Linked DNA regions of Homo sapiens: region 1 is linked to region 2. Evidence: read pairs that join two places in POLR2A ChIA-PET (ENCODE). Cell type or tissue: HepG2. All regions are shown on one strand.

The links. ChIA-PET counts read pairs that join two places held together with the same protein. Peaks named below come from ENCODE experiments on the same cell type or tissue, not always from the same donor. Only the 100,000 strongest peaks of a DNase experiment are listed, where the experiment ranks them.
Region 1: POLR2A ChIA-PET joins it to region 2 with 5 read pairs; 1 of 35 experiments calls an interaction of 5 or more read pairs at or near these places.

Annotation. Positions count from the first base shown.
Region 1 is chr12:57,153,544-57,156,043 of GRCh38, forward strand. It overlaps LRP1 (LDL receptor related protein 1), which reads left to right. Exons shown (of 89, transcript NM_002332.3): 7 at 665-827; 8 at 936-1,158. Among named protein-coding and RNA genes, the nearest start is that of LRP1-AS, 7.2 kb to the left of the region's middle. In HepG2, no CTCF peak of the experiment used is centred here; a DNase peak (open chromatin) is centred at 1,488.
Region 2 is chr12:56,475,987-56,478,486 of GRCh38, forward strand. It overlaps SPRYD4 (SPRY domain containing 4), which reads left to right. Exons shown (of 2, transcript NM_207344.4): 2 at 1-2,500. It overlaps GLS2 (glutaminase 2), which reads right to left. Exons shown (of 18, transcript NM_013267.4): 5 at 2,197-2,276; 6 at 1,947-2,110; 7 at 1,674-1,732. Among named protein-coding and RNA genes, the nearest start is that of SPRYD4, 8.7 kb to the left of the region's middle. In HepG2, no CTCF peak of the experiment used is centred here; a DNase peak (open chromatin) is centred at 1,135.

The sequences.
Region 1 (2,500 bases), 680 kb after region 2:
TTCTGACCCTCCCCAGGACATGAGGACATTGAGCAATAAGGACATTGCAGGAACAGGGGACTGGGGCTGAGTAGAGGAAGTTTGGCCCATGTCACTGGTGCCCAACCTTTTGCCCCCATGGATCTTCCCTTTGGCATCTCTGTAGAGTTCATATTTTGAAATACTTTTCTCCCAAACTGGGTTTATTAGCGTGTACCCTGCTTTTCCACTTTAAAAATTTATGCCATATGTCCAGCTTCCAGTCAGTGCTTCTGGTTAGCATGAGATAACTAGATTTACTGTAGATGGTAGATAAAAGTCCAGTGAAAAGCAAAGATGTGTAATGTTTTGGTAGCCTCAGTGCTCTTATCCCAAGTAAAAGCAAAGTTAAAAAAAAAAAAAAACTGGACTGAGCTAGTGGACCTGTGCTCTCTACCTTTTGGTGCCCCAAGAAGATGGTCCCTTTTCAAGGATGGGCTAGAATTGGGAAGTCTGTCAGTCAACCAGCCAGCCAGCATTTACGCAAGCCCTCCTGTATATCCACTCTGAGCTAAGCATGGGGGTGTTGGGTGGGAGGGCGTCCAGAGAAGGTGGGCTTCCAGGTGTGGGTTCTCACCAGCAAAGGGTGGGCATCTCTGCAAGAGGGCCTACCCCACCCCATGGCTCTTTCATTCGTACTCTCCAGACGTGGAACAGATGGCCATCGACTGGCTGACAGGCAACTTCTACTTTGTGGATGACATCGATGATAGGATCTTTGTCTGCAACAGAAATGGGGACACATGTGTCACATTGCTAGACCTGGAACTCTACAACCCCAAGGGCATTGCCCTGGACCCTGCCATGGGGTGAGAGTGGCAGGCGGGGTTCTGGCCCTGGAAGGTGGGAGGCTGAGGCTACAGTGGTAAGGAGGGTGCCCAATGTCCAGACCCCATTTAACATGCATCTTCCCACAGGAAGGTGTTTTTCACTGACTATGGGCAGATCCCAAAGGTGGAACGCTGTGACATGGATGGGCAGAACCGCACCAAGCTCGTCGACAGCAAGATTGTGTTTCCTCATGGCATCACGCTGGACCTGGTCAGCCGCCTTGTCTACTGGGCAGATGCCTATCTGGACTATATTGAAGTGGTGGACTATGAGGGCAAGGGCCGCCAGACCATCATCCAGGGCATCCTGGTGAGGGAGCTACTGTCTGAGGTTTTGTGGGGGAACCATGATCCAGGGCCTTCTGGTGAGGGGGGAAGCCTCTGTAGGGGAACCGTTCTCTGAGTCTCCTGGTAAAGAGCGTGGATGCCCCAGGCCTCTAGTGGGAGTGGGGTGGGCTTGAATACTGCAGAGAAAGGACAAGATACGGGTTCCACTGTGATGGGAACAGTCATTTTAGAAACACCACTTCTGTTTACTTCCTGTTTCTCATTTGACCCTTATAATAACCCCTAGCTGATGAACAGGGAGGTGGTTCAGTTCCCTTTCAGCAGATGAAAAAGCAGGATCAAAGAGGTTAGGTGATTTGCCTGTGTTTACAAAGCCGGGTGATAGCACTGGAACTTGTTCTAGAAGCCTTGCTGGCTCAGAGGTGGCATCTCCATTGTGGGATAATTAGTGTGAGCAACCAGCCCAGTTTGCCTAGGACTGTCCCAGTTTTAGCCCTGAAAGTCTGGTAAGCCAGCAAACCCTTACCTTTGTCTTAGGCAAACTAGGACAGTTGGCCACCGCAGATAAGCTATGTGGGTAGTCAGGGGTGTTACAGGACTTGCTTGGGGCAAGTGTGTCCTCTTAGCCCTCATAACAGACTAAGAATGTCCTCTGTGGACAGAGTTTAGAGCCCATCTCTAATTCAGTCTAAAATCACTAAAGTGTCTAACGAGTGCCTAATTCTGTGAAGGACAGGGTTTCTGCCCTCAAGGGGTCTGAGTAGAGTGGGTGAGATAAGTCCACAAATCACTGTGCCAGACACGGATAGATAGCAGTGTCACGGAGGATGTATAGAAGGAGAAAACATCTCTGGTTAGAAGATTCCATAAATTCTTTAAAGACATGCTCTGTAGAGGATGAGTGGGATCTTGGTAAGCAAAAATCTTCAGAATAGGTTAGTCCAGCCAGAGGAGACAGGAGTAAAGCATTGAGTTAAAAAATGGTGGGGCCAGGCACGGTAGCCCACACCTGTAATCCCAGCACTTTGGGAGGCTGAGGCAGGAGAAGTGCTTGAGCCTCGGAGGTCGAGACCAGCCTGAGCAACATAGGGAAACCCCATCTCTACACAAAATTTGTTTTAATTAGCCAGGTGTGGTGGTATGTTCCTGTAGTCCCAACTACTCAGGAGGCTGAAGCAGGAGGGCCGCTTAAGCCCAGGAGGTGGAGACTGCAGTGAGCCGTGATCGTGCCATTGCACTTCAGCCTGGGTGACAGAGTGAGGTCCCGTCTCAAAATAAATAAATAAAAATTAAAAACTACAGGATGAATTGGGGAATGCAGGTCATGAAGTCTGGAGGAAGCTGAGGGGATCTCCAGGACAGAG
Region 2 (2,500 bases):
AAGAGAGAGATGTCAGCATTCTAAGTGTAGGAGGATGACAGAGGGAAGGGTCAGAAGGATCTAGTGGAGTTCTAGTGTTAGTCTGGTCCTGCTGCTGCAAATGTGTTCAATTTTATAATGGCCCTTTTTTTATCCTTCTGAAAACACCGCACTTCCATTGGCTCCTCTCTTTCTCTTTCTTTTTTTTGAGACAGTCTTGCTTTGTCACCCTTGTCACCCAGGCTGGAGTGCAGTGGCACGATCATGGCTCACTGCAGCTTTGACCTCCCAGGCTCAAGCGATCCTCCCACTTCAGCCTCCAAGTAGCTCGGATTACAGGCATGAGCCAGCTTGCTGGGCCATCCCACTTCCATTCTCAATCCAAACCCTCATCCCTGACTCCCACGTTCATTTTCCTGACTCGAATCCTGTCTCCTAGCCCCACCCTATCCCTGATCTCCATCCCCATTCCTTACACCCCATGCTGGAGCTTTACTCCATCCCATTGGCCAGCATGATGGTTCATGCCTGTAATCTCAGCAATTTGGGGGGCTGAGGCAGGAGGATCGCTTGAGACCAGGGGTTTGAGACCAGCCTAGGCAACATAGGAGAGACCCTGCCTCAATTTTTTTTTTTTTTTTTTTTTGAGATGGAGTCTTGCTCTGTCGCCCAGGCTGGAGTGCAGTGGCAGGATCTCGGCTCAACTGCAAGCTCCGCCTCCCGGGTTCATACCATTCTCCTGCCTTAGCCTCCCGAGCAGCTGGGACCACAGGTGCCCACCACCAAGCCTGGCTAATTTTTTGTATTTTTAGTAGAGACGGGGTTTCACCGTGCTAGCCAGGATGGTCTCGATCTCCTGACCTCGTGATTTGCCCACCTCGGCCTCCCAAAGTGTTGGGATTACAGGCGTGAGCCACCGCGCCTGGCCTCTATATTTTTTAAAAAAGGTCCTACTTAGATGGGAATGGGATGAGGCAGGTCCCAGATACAGGTTTGTAGATGGAGCCATCACAGAACAAGGGGAGAGACTCAGCCTCTTTTCCTCACCCAGACTCATTGCTTACTCATGTGTCAACTACAGAGTCAATACCACAGGGACTCTGATACCTGAGTCCCTGAGGGGAGGATTCCTAACACCACCTTCCCCAGGAGGGGCTGTGATTGGCTCCAGGGTGTTGCTGCCCAGCTGCTCCCAGGTTCTTGCTCAAGCCCTGGGAGACCTACAGCTGATGGGCTAGTCTGACACCCTGTTCAAGGCCAACTCACAGTTCCAGGTGACGTGAATAACTGCCCTGGCCTGGCCATTCACCCTTGCCTGCAGGTGTCCCACACCCAGAAGTGGCCAATCAGTGCCCAATAGTGCTGTCCTCCCCTTGTCTCTGGCATTTGGCCCTTGGTCCTAGGCAGGGGTCAGGACCTGCTCACTTCTCTAAGGGTCAGAAAGCTCTAGGCTCTAGACTCATGGGTGGGGGCAGGGAACAGTACTGAGTGGGGATGACGGAGGTGGTGCAGTCTCTTATACTGACATTGTCAGCATAACATGTGGGTCCCTGCTGTGCCTCATGTGCCTTCTGGGGACCCTCAAAGGAATCAGAGCCCCACCAGTCTCCCTGGAGAGCTGAACAAATATGAGGGATACAGGAACACAGGAGCTTAGAGGATAATACCTATCAGAAGGTTAAGGTGGCACTGACCTTGATCAGGGAGCTGACAACAATGGCACCAGCATTGACCATGGGGTTATGGGGGATTCCTGGGGAAATACAAACCACCAAGAGTCTTAGCCACTGAACAAAGCCTCCCTGACAGCCCGCTCACTTTGTGGGTTAGACAAGAAAGACTGCTAGGGAGAAAGGCATGACAGGGCTAATCAGGAAGGGCAGAGAAACAAAAAAGGCTGGGAGATGGGGTGGGGATAAGGAGAAGGGGACAGCTGTAAGTACGGTCTGAGCCTTGGTAGTGCTCACCTTCCTCATTGAGGGAGAGCTTGTTGTAGCGCAGGCCACTTGGCTCTTTGCCCACAAACTTGTGCACGTAGTCAGTGCCTAGGGTGCTTATGGAGATGGCATAGGTGAGGGGCTTCACACAGGACTGCAGGCAGAAGGGGATCTTTGTGTGGCCCACAGAGTGCCTGGAGGCAGACAGATGCCATGAAAGGGGTTGGCCTGTGTTCGGCACCTGTGCCCTGCCTCCCCTTCCTCTTGCCCAGCATCTCACCGTTGACCATCCACAGTGCACAGGGAGACACCCCACAGGTCTGGGTTTGACTTGGCCAGCTGAGGGATGTAGGCTGCCACCTGGACATGAGTGGGTAGAGAAAAGGGAGATGGATGTGGAGAAGAGGAACAGAGTTGAGGTTGAGGGTCAAGAGAATCTTTTAGATAAAAGCTAAAATTCTGTCTTCTATAGGGCAGAGGGGTTCCCTCCTGCCTGTTGCTCCCAGAAATGCCCGAGCCTTAAGTCCTAGAAGGCCATATCTTTGTGTATCCGCAATCCTGTAGAGATAGCAGTAAAGCCAATG